Regions from separate parts of the Homo sapiens genome. Here region 2 is linked to region 1. A link is a loop called in an ENCODE intact Hi-C map of the cell type or tissue named here. Cell type or tissue: A673. All regions are shown on one strand. Links, peaks and the distances in the headings refer to the core of each region. The heading gives the core; the rest is flanking DNA. Region 1 overlaps LINC01280 (long intergenic non-protein coding RNA 1280). Region 2 has its middle 48 kb from the start of RPL37A.

Region 1 (9,254 bases), core at 858-8,857:
AACCACCTCCCCTGTGCAAGCCTTCTTCTTACACCCTATATCTGTCTTAGTCCATTTGTGCTACTTCAACAAAATATCTGAGGATGGGCAACTTTTACGGAATAGGAATCTATTTCTTGCAGTTTTGGAAGCTGGGAAGTCCAAGATCAAGGTGCTGGCAGATTCAGTGCCTGGTGAGGGCCAAGTTTGTGCTTCCAAGATGGTACCTTGTTGCTGCATCCTCCAAGGGGACAAACGTGATGTCCTCACATGGTGAAAGGGACAAACTTACCCCCTCAAGCCCTTTTACAAGGTACATATGGCAGAGCCCTCATGGCCTAACCATCTCCAAAAGTCCTCACCTCTTAATATTGTTGCACTGGGGATGAAGTTTTAACATGAGTGTTGGAGGGGACACGAACATTGACATGAACATCCTAAGCATAGCACTGTCACATATTCAGATCCTTCAGGTCACACTTTTTTTTTTTTTTGAGATGGAGTTTTTTTGCTCTATTGCCCAGGCTGGAGTGCAATAGCGTGATCTTGGCTCACTGCAACCTCTGCCTTCTTGGTTCAAGAAATTCTCCTGCCTCTACCTCCTGAGTACCTGGGATGGGATTACAGGTACCCACCACCATGCCAGGCTAATTTTTGTATTTTTGGTAGAGATGAGGGCTCACCATGTTGGCCAGGCTGGTCTCAAACTCTTGACCTCAGGTGATCCACCCACCTTGGCCTCCCAAAGTACTAGGATTACAGGCATGAGCCACCTCACCCAGCTGGGTCACGCTTTTTAATGGGTGTATCTTCATAAGTCAAAGCAAATTGTGTGTTAACCAATTATTCATTCATTCAATGAATGTTGAGCTTATGATATAACTGCAGATCCTGCTACAAAAAGGAACATAGCAAGCAAGGCAAATGGGTGGGGAGTGATGGTGGAGGAGGGCTAGGCCATGCTAAGACAGAGTAGTGTGGGGAGAAAAAGTAATAGCTTTTCCTTACCTGCTCCAAGGTTCATGGCTGACTCCCCTATAACAAAGAACGATTAACAAGGGAAAAACTGTACCGATTTAATATGTTTATGTGATACAGGAGTCTTCAGAAGTGAAGACCCAAAGAGAGAAAAAACTGTGTATTTTTATGTTTAGGTTTGATGAAGAATGGACAGTTATGTAAATTATGATTGGACAAAGGTAGTGTGGTCTAATGGTGAGAAAGTGGGGGAAACTTAGCAAGGCCTGTTTGTTTAGATTCTTCTTGGCATCTCTCTGTCTTCATTCCTTTTCTCTGGGTATAGGGCAGGATACCTATCACATGAGGGTCTTATGACCTACTTTCAGGGGTGGTAAGTCAGGGAACTATTTAAAGGCCAGCTCTCACACAGAAAGATGGCAGAGGCTGCGCACGGTGGCTCATTCCTGTAATCCCAGCACTTTGTGAAGCCAAGGCGGGCAGATCATGAGGTCAGAAGTTCGAGACCATCCTGGCCAACATGGTGAAATCCCATCTCTACTAAAAATACAAAAATTAGTCAGGCGTGGTCGTGGGCACCTCTAGTCCCAGCTACTTGGAAGGCTGAGGCAGGATAATCGCCTGGACCTGGGAGGCGGAGGTTGCAGTGAGCCGAGATCGCGCCACTGCGCTCCAACTTGGGTGACAGAGTGAAACTCCATCTCCAAAAAAAAAAAAAGGGAGTGGGAGAAGGTCAGAGAGTGAATTCCAAGGTGCTACATTTGTAGCATGGGGGTGAAGGTGTACAAGGTGTAGCATTTGTAGCTACCCCGTATTTCCCACAAGGGTAGCATGTCCTGCACTCCATCAGTAGCCAAGGAAGGCCTCCCCAAGGAGGTGACATTTGAGCAGAGACCAGTGAAATGAGAAAGTAAGTAAATGAGGGAGAGCAGCAAGTGCAAAGGCTGTGGGGTGAAAACAAATGTGGCATGTTCTAGGACCTGCAAGTAGACCCTCGTGACAGGGAAAGTGAACAGAGAAGAGAGTGCTAGCAGATGAGGTTGGATGACTGGGCAGGTATCTTGAAGGTCATGCCAAGGAGTCTGCATTTTATGCTAGGTGGGATGGGAAGCCATGGGAGAGCTTTGAGCAGGGGAGCGACAGGCTCTGATTAGGTTTGGACTAGGCTCCTTCTGGTTGCAGGGTAGAGACCAGAATCGAGGAAGATCGGAGTGGAAGAAAATGGAGCTGGTGTCTCAGTGAAGACATGCCCAGAGATGCCCAAAGATGCCCAATGGATGAGCTGCTGCAACCTGTCTCAGCCATGGGGGATGGGAGAGGAAAGTGGAGAAAGGACAAAAAAAAAAAAAAACGAGTAGAGAGAAAAGAAGTGAATATGTAATGCAAAAATTAAAATTACCTGATAAGTCAGGACATGGGAAGTTCTGCCTCCCTAATGGGGACCCAGGAAGATGTAGGAAGAGAAGTAAAGCCACTTTCTAAGGACATGGAGAAATTCAGAACACCAAGCCGCCCAGGTTTCCTGGCTCCCAGTCTTGGCACACAGTGCTCCACCTTGCTGGGTAATTCAGGTATGAATCTGCAGAAAGATGGTTTTAGCTCACAGGGCGCTCTTCTATTAAGCTTATCTAAAATGCTTAAATTTAAAAATTTTCCCATTAGGAGGCATGGAAATATTTGAAAACTAAATTGTGGTGATGGTTGCACAAATGTATCAATTTATTATACGAAAAGTCAGCCAGGCACAAGGGCTCATGTCTGTAATCCTAGCACTTTGTTTTTTGTTCGTTTGTTTGTTTGTTTGTTTGTTTGAAATGGAGTCTCACTCTGCTGCCCAGGCTAGAGTGCAGTGGCATAATCTCAGCTCACTGCAACCTCCACCTCCTGGGGCAAGCCATTCTCCTTCCTCAGCCTCCTGAGTAGCTGGGACTGCAGGCACGTGCCACCACCCCCAGCTAATTTTTGTATTTTTAGTAGAGACAGGGTTTTGTCATGTTGGCCAGGCTGGTCTCAAACTCCTGACTTCATGATCCGCCCGCCTTGGCCTCCCAAAGCTCTGGAATTGCAGGCGCGAGCCCTGGCGCCCAGCCAATCCCAGCACTTTGGGGTCACTTGAGGCCAGGAGTTTGAGACCAGCCTTGGCAACATAGTGAGATGCTGTCTACAAAAAAAAAAATTAAAAATTAGCCAGGCGTGGAGGTATGAGCCTATAGTCCCAGCTACTCAGGAGGCTGAGTGGAAGGATCACTGGAGTCCAGGAGTTTGATGCTGCAGTGAGCTATGATTGCATCACTGCACTCCAGCCTGGGTGACAGAGTGAGACGCTGTCTCAAAAATAAATAAATAAATAATCAAAGTCATCAAACTGAATACTCCCTAAGGGTGAATGTAATGGTATGTAAGTCCACCTCCATAAAGTTATTCTAAAAAGAAAAAGCATTTGCTTATAAGGGAATCGTTCTTTGAACCTCGAGCCTGTAAGAGTTTGCCTATCATTAAAGAGAAGTAGAAAGAAAGAAACTAAGGTGTTAACAACGGAATCATTGGCAATTTCAACATTTTCTTCTTTGCTTATCTATATTTTCTCATTTTTCTACCATGGACATATATTATTTGCCTAATGAAAAGGAGGCATCAAATCTTATAAATCATTGGCACTGTGATGCTACAGATTACTTTCTGCCTTTTCATGGACTATTTCATTCCTGTTTTTCCACTGTGAATATTTAATTTAGCTCAAAAATTCCACAACTATTTATGGAATGCTTATTTTGTGCCAAGCACTGTCCTAGGCACGGCAGGAAATGGAAAAATTAATAAGACATGATCAGATCTCTTCTGTCCTGTTGGAGAGACAGATATCCACACAAAGAATTGTACTGCCAGATGGTGTGGATTACAGGCGCAGAGACGGAAGTAGAAGGTGCAAGGGGAGTTCAGTTAATTAATTAGTCAGCAAAACTGCTTTTTAAAGGAATCCCTGTTACTATTGCAAACACTTGTGCAGAATTAATCCCTCTGGCCTTACAAGCTTGCCAGATCTCTGGTGGCCTGAGCTATGTGGGTAGGTGGGACTTTTTTGGTAAAGAGCTAATGGTTACTGGGCATTCACTATGTGATGGGCATTGTGGTTTACATTCATTTAACCTTCACAACTGCCCGAGGCTAATTTAGTGCTTAATCGTAAGGAGGGGAGTACAGAATACTGGTTAGAAGACCAGTCTCTGCAGCCAAGCCACCTGGATTCCAATGCAGTTCTACTGCTCACTAGTTATATAACCTCCAACAAGTTTCTTAACCTCTCTGTGCCCCAATTTCTTTATCCATAAAATGGGGATAATAATAGTACACACCTTGTAGGATTTGTGGCCAGAACTGAACACATCATTACACACTCACAGTCCCTGACAAACAGAAAGCTCTCTAGGATGTTACTATCTTATATTTACATTCCACCAAATACATATTCATGCTACTTTGCATTTCCTTTTTCATGTACTGCTTCCATTATTTTTCCTAAAAAGCCAATTATGACAATGATTCAGCACACATTTTTGATCGCCCACTATGTACCTGATACTGTTTGCCTGCTGGGAAAGCAAAGATAAATAGCCATGACTCCACCCTGAGGGTGCTCGTAGGTTAGTGCAGGAGAGAAGCACAAACACAAATAACACGACAGAGCTGGTAATTAGGAACAGTGGTTGCCTAAGTTGCCCTAAAGTCCCAGAAAACGTTTCTCTCTCTCTGTCTGTCTCTCGTTGTTAAAATGTGTTTCCCATTATCCTGTTTATAGTATTTGCTCGCAAAGGAAACCGGAAACTAACATTCTCTGGAAGTCTGCCATGCGCCTGACATAGTGTGATCATCCATAAGAGCAGAAGTTTCCCCATGTGCCAGGCACCCTGCTGAGCACTGGCTACACATTATCTCCTTTATTCCTATAAATGAAGTACAGTTATTATTATCCTCATTTTACGTATAAGGAAACTGAGGTCTTTCTCTCAGAAGTCAAATAATTCCCCCTAGGTTATACCACCAAGAAATTACAAAGCCAAGGTTCAAACCCAAGCCCGTCTTCTCAACAAAATGCCATACCTCCTCCCAATGTAAAATTCTATATGCCATCTAATTTAATTCTCACAATAACTCTTTGAGATAGATGGTATTATGCCCACTTTTATGCCTGAGGAAACTGGGATTTGAAAAATTAAATTATTACCCCAAGGTCAAAGAGTTAGTAAGTGACAGGCCCAGCTGCCTCCAAAGCTGTAGTCTTTGCCTAGATAATGCAAAGACTCCTGTTGCCTCCTGCACAGGGTGAAGTTGAATTTTCACCCAGGCCTGGGAAAAAGCCCCCTGGATTGGGATAGAGGAGAGGAGAATTCCAGTCTTGACTCTGCCACTTATTAGCACATGGCCTTGGACAAATTTCTTTCCCTTTCGGGGTGTTGGGGTATATCTATCAAAAGATAATTTGGGGCTAGACACGGTGGCTTACACCTGTAATTCCAGCATTTTGAGAGGTCGAGGTGGGTGAATCACTTGAGGCCAGGAGTTCGAGACCAGCCTGGCCAACATGGTGAAACCTTATCTCTACTAAAAACATAAAAAAATTAGCTGGGCATGGAGGTGGGCGCCTTTAATCCCAGCTACTCAGGAGGTTGAGGCACGAGAATTGCTTGAACCTGGGAGGCAGAGGCTGCAGTGAGCCGAGATCGCATCACTGCATTCCAGCCTGGGCAACAGAATGAGACTCGGCCTCAAAAAATAAAAATAAAAATAAAGTCTTTAATAAGATAATTTGGGTGTCACCCTTCCCAAAAGTCTCCAAAGAGATGTCATAAACAATAGGCTGAGACCAGGCTCTGCTGGAGTAAACCTAGGGGGGAGCCTGGTGTGATGCCCATGGAGGGAAAAGGGAGGAGGCTCCAAAGATAACACCCTCACAACTGTGTTCCAGCCACCTCTGATGGGAGAAGCTCTTCAGTCTTCCATCTGCCAGAGGCTAAGCTGCAGGAGGGCAAGTATATGACTTTTTTTTTCTTTCTTTCTTTCTTTCTTTCTTTTTTTTTTTTTTTTGAGTGGGAGTCTCACTCTGTCACCCAGGCTGGAGTGCAGTGGCATGATCTCAGCTCACTGCAACCTCTGCCTCCTGGGTTCAAGCGATTCTCCTACCTCAGCCTCCCAAATAGCTGGGATTACAGGCACCCACCACCACACCTGGCTAATTTTTGTATTTTTAGTGGAGTCGGGGTTTCACCATATTGGTCAGGCTGGTCTCAAACTCCTGACCTCATGATCCACCCACCTCAGCCTCCCAAAGTGCTGGGATTACAGGTGTGAGCCACCGCACCCAGCAGTATGTGACTTCTTTGACACTGACTTAGACATTCTATTTTATCTTTGTCATCATCAGCAAACATACATGGAATGCCATGGATCAGGTTCTAGGGTTATAAACAGTCCCTGTCTTATTGAAGAGAAAGGGCACACACTTGACGAAGGAAATAGGAAAGTACGAAAGAATAGGCCAAGGCAATGAATGCCCATGAGGGCTTAGATAAGGAAGCAGGGCTGGGAGAAAATGGGAAAGACTTTGTAAATCAGGATAAAATTGCCCTGGGTGGGGACATGAAAAAAAGTAAGAAGGAGAAATGAGGGCATTTTGGCTTAAGGTATCTCTGGGAGGCAAAAATGGATATTGGATAGTTGGAGGCTCATTAGTAGACCAATTACCTGTAGTGGAGGGCTTGCAAGATGAGCTGAAAAGCTAGAGTTCATCCATGGAAGATGAAATGTGTGAATTAAGAAAACAGCTTTAATCCCTTTACCAGTAGGCACCCTCAAAAACTTGTAACCAGGAGAGTGATGTGATTGCAATGGGGTTTCACAATATTACCCAACGCCAAGTATAACAAACAGGTTAAAGTGAGGCAAAAGATAAACAGTCAAGGAAAATATGATGAGGATAAGAAAAGGCTAGTGGATTTGGAAAATGAGGTGGCAGTGATGATCTTGCCATGGCACTACCAGAGTGACCTGGATGGAAACCAGGTCACAAAGGAAGGAGGAATGGGTAGGTCATGCCAAGGTGAAGAGCCTTCACAATTCCAGGGAGATGCTTCTGAGGGGAGGGAAGGTCGGTAGGTTATGGAACAGGTTCAAGGAAAGGTGTATTTTCCTTCCCAACAGGTTAAAGACAGAAAGAAACATGCCAGTAGAGAAAAGAAATAAAGGCGATTAAAAAAAAAAAAAAAAAGCTGAGTGGTGGGGAGAGTGGTTAAGCAAGACCCTACAAAGTTTTAAGGTTTGGATACAGAGGCACATGAGTAAGGCTATACAGCTCTCCCCATAAACTCAACCAGCCTTATGTCCCCACAAAATAGGATATGAGGTTATTGGCTATGAGAGATAGAGATGGAAGAGAGATGGTGTTTTGGTTTGGGTATCCCAAAACAGACTCCAGGATGAGGATTTGGGACAATTAGTTTACGTGGGAATTGATTCCAGAAGCAACCGTAAGGGAGTGGAGAGATGAGATGGAAGGGAAGGTGCTCAGCAAAGGATGCCCTCTCAGGCCAGTGTCTGCCATGGTGTCTGCAGCTTTGTCCAGTGGAGAACTCCAGAAACCAGCACAGAACACACCTCTCAAAAGTATCCTTCTAGAAAGGTGAGAAAGCCGGCTCATTGATCCGCCAGCTCCCACCAGTGTTTGGTTTGGGGGTGCTTCTAAGGGTCACATTAGGGGGCAGTGCCATGGACACAGCCGCTCTGGCAGCCAGGCGCAGGTGGTTGGAAGCATGCCTGGACAGAGCACAAGCTGAGAAGGTATGGATCCAGCTTGAGAGCATCTGCTAGAGATGGGAAGTTGGGTTAAAAAATGTTCGCAATAGACAAGCTGAGGTGTGTAATAATGGTTCTTCAGGGATACGTAAAAGGGGTCCTTAGCAACAGTGAGAGTCAGCTTAGATTAAAGGGCATGATTTGTAACAACAAAACAGAGCAAAACTTAGGACCCAATCAGATTCCAGAACCACTTTGCCATCTGAGAGACGAGTCCAGGGAATGGCAGATTCCACGTGCGGATGATCAAGATGAGCTATGATTAAGCATGGGCAAAAAAGAGCAAAGCAGGAAGTCAGGGGATGAAAACGTCCCAATGGCTGGAGACCCAACAATGGGCTGGTTGTTGTGGCATTTGGACACATTATGGAGGTATCAAAGCAACACCACCATGGACCTATAGACCTGGAATTGGAAGATTATTGGTTCCAGTGGCCTCATTCAACTATGAAAGAGCTGAGAGGAACAGAGAGGGAAAGTGACTTGGACAATGTGGCATGGCTAGTGAATTTCAGTTCCAGTATTTATACTCCATGTGCCCCACCATTGCCTTGGGCTGCTTTATCTTGGGGCACATCCCAAGGATCATGAAAGGTTGACTCAAGGGAGGGAAGCAGGTAAAGAGGGTAAAGAGGGTGCAATCAGAGCATGACTGAAGCTGACACAGCTGCCTGGTGGGCTCTGATGCAAAGTTACAGCCTTAAGTAGCAGTTGATGGTATGGCTGCGCCTTTAGGGTAGCAGTGCATCCAGTACTCAGAGAGGAGAGGGGGCAGTCTGGTGGGAAGATCATCCTGTGGATGTATCTCGAAGCTATGTTTGCTAAGAAGACAATTGTCTTATCTTCGATTTTGGGAGAATTCACTTAGGGAAGGTATTGATGGAGATTATAGGGAGTGAGCTAGAGCCCACTCCTGAATTGCAACAAACATCCCTTTGTGGTGCTTTCAGGGATCCAAACAATAGACGGATCATTGATACGGATGTCCAGAAGAATAGCGTGTAGAGGAAATGTTTGGTTTCAGTAGTTTAGCCCTAAGGAGTGAGGAATTTGTTTGGTTAGACATACTGAAGATAAAAACTATACTTCTGAGAATAAGCCTAAAGCCTGTGAGTCTCGAAAGCCAATCTTCTGAGCTTCACTGAACCCCAGAACCCCATGTGCCCCTTTTCCCCATTTCCCACATTGGTAAGACATCGTGAGGGGTAGACGCTCACTCTCTGATGGTTTGTCACTTGCCTGGGGCTGGGGCAGAGTTTAGGGATGGGGTAGAGTGAGGCATTGCCCATGTGGGATCATGCTCAGAAATGGTATATCAATTCAATGTTGTCTCTATGAACCAGTCCTCTACAACCAGGACTGAGGCTCTGTTGGTCTCCTGCCTATAGCCTCTGTGATATTTGTGGAGTGAGCATGCCATTAACCCAAGTTAATGGCTATTGCAACTTATT
Region 2 (9,254 bases), core at 938-8,937, 50 kb after region 1:
GGAGCCTGGCCAAGGTATATGTATTTACAACATCTGAGTTCCATTTCAAAAGTTTGTTTCATGACCCTGTTCCTTTGATTACAATCTAATCCTATGTATGGGCAGGAACATTTTCTGCTGCAGCACCAGCCTTGAAAGAGACATATTACCAGCTATCACAACCTCCTCCCTGGTCACCCAGTTCAAAGACAACACACACACCCCTAGGCCTCTTCCTACCAAGCAAAATTTTTAGATGAACCACGCTTGCAGAAAAATAAATAAGACATTTTCAAAGAGACATCAATCTTAAAACTTGCTCTTAGCTTCTTTAAAAAAGAAAAAAGAGTGTTAGAGTAGATCGGTCTGAGATTTAAGCTTTCAGGTTGTGATATAAAAAAACATGTATGAGTTCAGTGCTAGCAATGATATTAAACATATATCAGCTTTGTGTGTCTAATTTTTTTTCTGATTCAATGCAATTTATGAGCAGCCTACACCCCACTTTGGAATAGAGGCATGGAATAGTGAAAGATGCTTCACCATAAGCAGCCCTACTTTCAAATCCTAACTCAGCGACTTAGTGGCTGTGTATGCAAAACTATTTCTCCAAGCTTCAGTTTCCTCATCTATAAAATAGAGACAAAAAATATCCAACTCTTAGGGTTGAAAGAATTCAATGAGATAAAGTCTTAAAGCTCTCAACAAATGTTAATTTCTCCCATACGCACATCCTTGCATTGTGTGCAGTTAAGAGAGGCTGCAAACAGGCATTACCAGACCCTTACCATCAAAAAGATCACAACCTGTGGAAAGATAACATTTAGCAGTATATAATAAACTGCAGAATTGGTGCTAGGTTGGAAATAGTCAACACGGAAACAGTCAGGGCATAAAGGAGATAGCCCCTATCAGCAGGGCTTCTGGGAAGCCTATCAGGAAGGCTGCACAGAGATGGCCGTGAAGGGTGGGGAGGCTGGCACTTCAGGCTCAGGTGTGGAGGGAGAAATAGATTCCCATGCTTGTGGGAGCATAGGAAGATCAGAAAAGACTGACCCTAAAAGGTGGGGATGATGTGACAGGGAAGGGCCAGCGTCATGGCGTGGGGACACTGGAAAGCCAGGCAGAGGCAGGTGGCCATGATTTCATTTGAAATGGTATTCATTGTCAGCTTTGACACCGTAAGATCAGAGCTTTATGGAATGGAATGCTAAAGGCCTCCCCGCTCCCCAGACAAGAGGCAACCAGTGGGAGAAGGAGGAGCCAGTGGGAGGGGCATCCACAAAAGAGGGAGGGTGGTGGAGTCCACCCACTGCTCAGATGCAGCGGATAAAAGGGGAGAGGAATCACAGATGCCTCTTGGTTTGCGTCAGGAAAGCAAGCAAAATATGCCAACAACACTGGAGGCCCAGAAGTTAGAAAAGGGAGTTGCCTGAAGAAGAAAGAGCCATTTGGTCCATTTTGGACAAGTTTATGTGAGATGCCTGAACAAGAGCGCTGCGTGTGTGTGTCCTCTGGAGAGTGTGTACCCCTTAGCGGGAGGGCCTGCTTCCCCTTCTATTCCATTATACCCACTCCTCTCACTGTATTCCAGATTCATGTTTCTTAAAAACTCAGCTGAATTCATAGCTAGGTGTGCCTGGAAGGAGGAGATTATGCAAGCTGTCCCGAGGAAGCCAGAGGTGTGTTCGACCCCTGTGTTTCCTGAGTGTTAGTTGGATTCCTGAAGCCATCAGTTAGTGGTTCCCGAATGTTGTGTTCAGGTTCTCCCACCTTTTTTGAAGGAGAATAAGAGTTTCTAGAAAGGATCTGACTCCAAACCAGGCAAAGTCTCATGTCTTAGATGGAGTCAATACCTTAGAGAATATTAAAATTATTGGGCCCAAAGGTAACTTGGAGATATTCTTTAGATGCTCTTAAGAATACTGTTCTTGGATTATGTATATTCCAAATATCTTCTGTGATTCGTCTCTTCACTTTCTTTAAGGAACTCTTTGATAAATCGTCATAGGTACCATGGATGGGTCCTCCTGCGCATGCATTCTGACTCCAAGGAAGCCCACCCTTCTCTGCTGATGCAGTTCAGCATGGCTTTGGCTGGCAAAGTTGTGTTGGCTTCTGGGCACCAGAATAGCAAGCAGGCCCCGAGGCAGCCAACATCAGGAATCGAGAAAGGGAGTTCCAGATGGAAGCGGCAGAGTGTGAAGATGCTTGACTGCAGGCCAGCCCCATGGCGGGGGGAGAGGTGTGGGGGTTTGGAATGCCCTAAAAGGTTCCAGACCAGTGGCAAAGCTGCTAGAAAAGGCTGAGCCCAGACCCAAAGGAAAGCCTTGTGTCCAACCCCTATGTTAAGATATGGGGAATTACAGAACCCCCAGGACTGAAATCACCCTCCCTCTAAGAACATCATGTCCACTGTTCAGCCGTCTGCCAAGATTACCAAAGCAGAATTGTTTTTAACAGAGATGGTAATCCACCACAACTCCTGTGGGTCATTCATTCAGACCCCCTGCCTTCCACTGCCTTCTATGCAATGTTAAGAAGGGAAAGAAGTCCAACTTCACATTTTTCTGGACAATTTGAAGAAACAAACACAGAGGAAATGGTTTACATCAATGAAATGGATAAAAGCTGGAGAACAGAAAGAACTTCTCAGGAGTATGAGAAAGTGTGAGAGAACAATCACAGTCTGAACAGTGAGTCTCGGTATTCTTTTGTGAAAGAGCCAACTACACTAGGCCTCAGTTTCCCCACCTATAAAATGGAAAGACCATTCGCTGCTTTGCCTTACTTGACATTGAAAAGAGTAAAGCCCATTTGAGATGTTAAAGGCCTTGGCATGTTGAAAGGAAGTGTCTGCAGGGATCTATGAACTGAGAGGTTATCCAGCCATGGAGATGGGAAAATGAGGACTGTTCACCCTAGAACATCTTCCAGGGGGACCTAATGAGTAATGGGGCCAGAGTCATTTGTAATGTGCCACCGGACTGTGCTCATCCTCTTGGCTGCCAACACTCCTGCTTTCAGATGATAGCCCACTTTTTTCCATCAAAGGAACCACGACTTGACTACTCCCAAGGCTTGGTGATCCCAAGCATTCCAAGACCACCTGCTACAAGCCTCCATCAGAGCTATCAAGCAGCAACTGCAGACTCCTCCTGGAGGCAGGAAACAGTCACAGGCCCAAAGGGAGGTGAAGAGAGATCACTGAGGTGCTAGCTTAAAGCCTGGGAAGTGTGAAGCACCATCTCAACATGTAGGTTTCAACTGCAGTCTCAGTGAGCCCTGGAATCCCACTGGGGTGTCTTGGTCAGAGATTGGAGGAGGCCAGAACTGGTTCCGCATCTCCCACCCCTGCCTCAACCACAGCATCTCTGATGTTATTGGTCTTAAATATTGGGATGTTTTGTTTGCAAAAAGAGTTCTATGACTCTAAAAATGTTTATGAAACACTTGTCTGCACTAGTAAATTTTATTTTTAAAAAAAAGCATACAGAAGAAAAACTAATTGCACTTAAGACTTTAGAATCATATATCACATCCAACAGAAGAATTCTACTAGGAAAAATGCCCAAGCTGTTGCCCCCAAACTAACGTAACATGCTCATAAATGGCATCTGCCTTTATATTCTTGCTATTTCTTTATTTAGCTTTCCCCATTCTCTCAATTCCTAAGTACTAGAACAGGTAGAGATGCTGCTATTTAGGAAAATATTCCCTGAGTATCCTCCTCTAGGCCACTGCAGACCCTTCTCGCAGCTCTGTTTTGTGCATCTTCCATACTTAACACTTAGTACTGCAGGTAGATCTAGACTATGAACACCTTGAGGACAGGGATCATGTCTAATTCCATCAATCTATGTGGCCCATGTTTAAGCACAGTGCCAGTAACTCAGGAGGAGTTTGAGAGACCTGAATGAATGAATGAATGAATGCATGAATGAAGACACTTCTGCACAAATGTATAATTTCCTGGTTTCTCTTCTGTAAGTAAGTTAACATCTTCTATGTTTTGTTTTGTTTTTTCTTCTAGGTCACAGAGGGCTAATGCTGTAAATTCTCTCTCAGGGGAAAGCTGGGCAGACACACTTGGGAACATTTAAAAAACTAGGTTGGCATTGGAGAGGAAACAGCCAATATATTTAGCCACCCATGGCATGCCAAGGCCTTATCGAGACAGAAATAGGCACTGTAGGAGGAATCTCAATTAAATATTTTTCTAAGCAGTCAGCTCTGGGCTTTGCCTGAACATGGATAGAGAGCTGGGGTGAAGCACAGGACAGAAAGCCAAGAAGATCTCAGTGGGGCTTCTGAATCATCCTGGGGCTTAACTGCTAGCAATGTAAAACTGGTGACCCCAGGGGGCAGGGGTGCTGGCCTACCTTCCATGTCCAAGGAGCAGGACAACCTCCCTGCAGGCACTTTCCAGAATCCCACACATTTGGGGGACCCATCCTCTCCGCCATACCTACTCTTAAGTGGCAGCAAGTATCCGGAATATTCTTCCTATGAGCTTTACCCAACTGTTTCCAATAGTCAACACTCCCTAAGAATCGGTCTTATCCAGAAAGTACTCCTGGAATGACTTGAGGAGAAACACAATGACGCTTTGGGCATAGAATTCCACCCTGCAGCCTAGTTATCTTTTCTTTGTTAAAATATGCAGCACTTCAATCCAGAGACATAGGGACAACTGCCCTGAATTGACTGGGGTATGAGGATGGGCTCCAGTGCTGGGCAGGGTGAGAGTGGGAGGGGGTACCTGGCGGGGGTGCAGACAGTCCGGTGCAGAATGCACGTATGAATAATAACAAATCTCTCTTTTTTTTCATATGTGGGCTTTTCCAAATATGGAAAACAGCTTTTCCCACTTAAAAATGTATCATCAACTTTTTCCCATGTCATTGCATGTTCTTTTACAATGTGATTGTTAACATCTATATAGCATGCCCTCATTTGGAAGTCATTTTATTTAGCCCATCTCCAGCTGTTAAGCATTTAGATTGTTTCCTGTTATTATCACACTATGATGAACACGCTCAGGGTGACCGTTGTGTTAATTTCTAATCATTTCAAGAAGCAGGCTAGCTGGGGGTTAAGAACAAGGGTCTTGCAGCTGTTCTTCCCAATCTCAATCCCAGTGTCATAACTTGTTCCTTGTTAGACCTTGCTCACATGACTTGGTCTCCACATGCCTCATTTTCTTCATAGTAAAAAGTATCTATTAATACTTACTTTATAGGGTTGTCTTAGGGATTAAATATGTTAATAAATATAAGTGCTTAAAACAATGCCACTTTTAACGCTGTGTATGGTTGAGAAAGTACTCAGTAAACTTTAATTATGATATCTTTGGATTATATTCCTTGAATAATTTCTGGGTCAGCAAATTTGCATATTTTAAGGCCTTTGAAACATATTGCCCAACTGGATTAGGCCAATTTACATTCCCGTAAGCAATCTATAAACACATCGGGTTGTTCACAGTCTTCTAAACCTCTTCTTTTAAAATACCCAAAACATTTACCGTAAGCAACCTGGACTTCTCTGTAGTGGTAGGATTTAGCACTATTGATCCCTTTTTCTTGAAATTCTCGACTCCCTAGTTTTCTTCCCCTGCCTTCTGAGTTCCCCTTTTACATCTCTGATCTTCCCTCCACTTCATTGCCTCCCCTTTCCTGAGACCTCAAGATGCTGGATGTTTCCTGAGGTCCAGACCGCAGCGGTCTTCTCTCCTTTGTCTACATCCCATTTCTCAGAGGTCTTATCTACTCCAGCCATCCCCTCAGCTTCCTGACACCTCCAGTTCTCATTCGTCACAAGTGTTGCAACCCTAGTCTCCAATTACTAATTAATTCCATGTGACTGTCCCATGGTTTCAAATCTCCAAATCCAACACCAAATCTACCACATCTGGTTCCCTCCCCTCCACCTTCACAGGCAAGCTCCCAGTTTCCGTATTTCTATTACCAAAGCTTGAAACTTCAAAGTCACCTTGGATGCCACTCTCTGACATCTAAGCAGTCATCAGATCCAACATGTTATTTTTTCTCAGTATCTCCTGGACTGTCTCTTCCTTTCCATTTCTAATACTGTCGCCCTTATTCACACTTTTATCATAAGGTAAGTCCTCTTGCCAACCAGCTCTCCCTGGCACACTCCTTCCTTTGATGGGCTTGAAGATGGATCTCTATAAATGCCCCACCACTTCCCTACTCAAGGCTCCTCTGCAGACCTCATCACCTGAACAAAGCCCATACTCCTCCCTCTGGCATCAAGAACTTCAAAGACCTGACCCCATTCTATATTTCCAGCCCTATCTTCTGGACCTGACCTGTATTTCTCTTAGCCTGTAATGTCCATTCGCTCTAAATCCTATCTATTCTCCAAATAATTCTCCTCCCAGAAGGTTTTTCTGGCCACTCCCACTTACAATAACCAGTTGTACTTAGGACAGTTGGGCTACAAATAATAGTTTGAGAAACACTCAAATTGGCCTCAACCATAGGGATATTTGTTAGCTCGCATCACAGAAAATCTACACACAGAAGAGCTGAAGGGCGAGGCTACAGCAAACACTGCTGCTCAACAGCATTTATTTTCCCCTTCCTCTTTCCTAACGGAAGTTCAGTTTTGCTCAAATCTCCCACTCCTCTTTTTGTTCAAGTCTACATAGTCTCGTGCTTCTGGGAGACTGACCTCATTCTTAGCTCTAGTGAGTACTTAAGGGCTTGGGTGCTGGAGCCTGAGTTCAAAACTTAGTTCTGCCGCTTCCTAGCTGTGTGGTCCCTGAGCAAATTATTTAAACTCTGTGCATCCCAGCACTTTGGGAGGCCAAGGCAGGAAGGTCACTTGAGCTCAGGAGTTCAAGACCAGCCTGGGCAACATAGTGAAACCTCATCTGTGCTAAAAAAATTTTTTTAATTAGTCAGGTGTAGCGGTGCACACCTGTAGTCCCAGCTACTCTGGAGGCTGAGGTGAGAGGATTGCTTGAGCTGGAGAGATCAAGGCTGCAGTGAGCTATGATCGCACCACTGCACTCCAGCCTGGGTGACAGAGTGAGACCTTGTCTCTCTAAAAAAGCAAGCAAACGGCTGGGCACAATGGCTCACACCTGTAATCCCAGCACTTTGGGAGGCCAAGGTAGGTGGATCACTTAAGCTCTGCAGTTCAAGACCAGCCTGGGCAATGTGGTAAAACTCCGTCCCTACTAAAAATAGAAAAATTAGCCAGGTGTGGTGGTGCACTCCTGTAATTGCAACTACTCAGGAAGCTGAGGCACAAGAATCACTTGAGGCCAGGCGCGGTGGCTCACGCCTGTAATTCCAGCACTTTGGGAGGCCGAGATGGGCGGATCACGAGGTCAGGAGATGGAGACCATCCTGGCTAGCGTGGTGAAATCCCGTCTCTACTAAAAATACAAAAAAAAAAGAAAGAAAAATTAGCCGGGCGTGGTGGCGGGTGCCTGTGGTCCCAACTACTCAGGAGGCTAAGGCAGGAGAATGGCGTGAACCTGGGAGGCGGAGCATGCAGTGAGCCGAGATTGCGCCCCTGCGCTCCAGCCCGAGACACAGAGTGAGACTCCGTCTCCAAAAAAAAAAAAAAAAAAAAAGAATCACTTGAACCCAGGAGGAAGTGGTCGCAGTGAGCCGAGATCACGCCACTGCACTCCAGCCTGGGTGACAGAGTGAGGCTCCATCTCAAACAAACAAAAACTGTGCTTCAATTTTCTCATGTATAAAATGAGGATATTAGCAGTACTCTTAGAGCGTTAAGGTTGTTAAGCGAGATAATACATGTAAAGCACTTAGAACAGTGCCTGTCACATAATAACAGTTGTGTTTACAGAGCACTTGCTGTTTTCACCCTGACTGGGGTAAAACAATAATGGCACTCCCATGCTCTTCGCTATTGCCTGGTTTGGAGTAGCCATGGGATCCAGAGCTGGCCAGAAAGCCATGAGGGGAGTCCACTGAGGACCCTCTGAGGATATTGTCTTAACTCTTAAGGAGGAGACTTGAGATTGTCTGACCCTTTTATTTTCCATACCGCGCCATGTCGGAAGTCTGAGCATGCTGCCTGGCCCGTGCAGCCTGGGCAGCTGGGGCCTCAGTGTTGGCTGGGTGATGCCGTCAGAGACCTGGACGCTCATCTCCTTGTGCATCCCTCTTCCGTGTGCTGGCTTCTTCCAAGTGGCAAGTTGGCGACAGCAGTCCCAGTCCTCATGTTCTAGGCACAACAATCAGAGAAGTAGAGACTGCCTTTTCCTGTGGCTCTCTTTAGGAGCGAGAGAGGCTTTCCCATAGGCTCTTCAGCAGACCCCATTCCTACCTTATCAGATAGAACTGTGTCATGTGGCCTTTCTTAAAATGAGTGCCGAAGTAAATAGAGTTTTGTATAGTCCAGTCAGGGCAAGCCTAGAGTTGTGATGGGGTCACATCCCCGGAGACAACAAGGCAACTTCTAGCAGCACCTCTACTGGTTCCTTTGTCCATGGACAGTTGTGTCAAGATAAAGGATTTCCATGTAGGACTCAAGAGACCTAGGTTCCGGCCTTGGCCCTGCTGCTAGCCAGCTGGGTGACTTTGAGCAAGTCACTTAACTTCTCTGAGTCAGTGTTTTCATCTAAAGTGAGAATGATAACTTTGCCTTCATATTGTAAGAATCCAATGAGAAGACGAGGTAGCACCTTGCAAGCTGGAAGTTGCTGTCAAATGGAAGATGCTATGGATTTTAAGGGCTGCTTTCCTCCTTTAGGAATCCACTTTTAGGCAAGTGAACTCTAAAGCCAGCAGCCAACCAGCAAAGTGAGTCAAGAATCTTCATCTCCTTCCTCTGGACTGCTCTTTTGGGCTGCCGCATCTCAAAGCCTACTCTTGGGTTAGCAGCCCCACCACAGGTCCTCTGTCCACCCCGTAACCACACCCCGTAACCACAGGCCTCTTTTGGACTGAAGAATTTTCAGGGAAGAAAAATGCCTCACTTCCTTGAGATGCCCACACCTACCTGCCTCAAGTCTCACTGTCAGGAGAGCTGGGATGTTGCATTTTTATCTAGAAATTCAAGGCCATTTATCTATCTATCTTTTTTTTTTTTTAAGATAGAGTCTCACTCTCTTGCCCAGGCTGGAGTGCAGTGGCATGATATCAGCTCACTGCAACCTCCGCCTCCCAGGTTCAAGCGATTTTCCTGCCTCAGCCTCCTGAGCAGCTGGGATTACAGGCGTATGACACCACACCTGGCTCATTTTTGTATTTTTGGTAGAGACAGGGTTT

Evidence for each region. Peaks named below come from ENCODE experiments on the same cell type or tissue, not always from the same donor. Only the 100,000 strongest peaks of a DNase experiment are listed, where the experiment ranks them.
Region 2: a loop joins it to region 1, with 2.7 times the contacts of the local background. A loop is called at or near these places in 11 of 110 quality-filtered maps.

Annotation. Positions count from the first base shown.
Region 1 is chr2:216,591,910-216,601,163 of GRCh38, reverse strand. It overlaps LINC01280 (long intergenic non-protein coding RNA 1280), which reads left to right. Exons shown (of 4, transcript NR_110392.1): 2 at 2,140-2,528; 3 at 5,921-5,980. Among named protein-coding and RNA genes, the nearest start is that of LINC01280, 10 kb to the left of the region's middle. In A673, for the core only: no CTCF peak of the experiment used is centred there; DNase peaks (open chromatin) are centred at 3,893 and 4,793; H3K4me3 peaks cover 724 bases; H3K27ac peaks cover 3,358 bases.
Region 2 is chr2:216,542,157-216,551,410 of GRCh38, reverse strand. No RefSeq gene overlaps it. Among named protein-coding and RNA genes, the nearest start is that of RPL37A, 48 kb to the right of the region's middle. In A673, for the core only: no CTCF peak of the experiment used is centred there; DNase peaks (open chromatin) are centred at 5,000, 5,430 and 5,810; H3K27ac peaks cover 3,259 bases.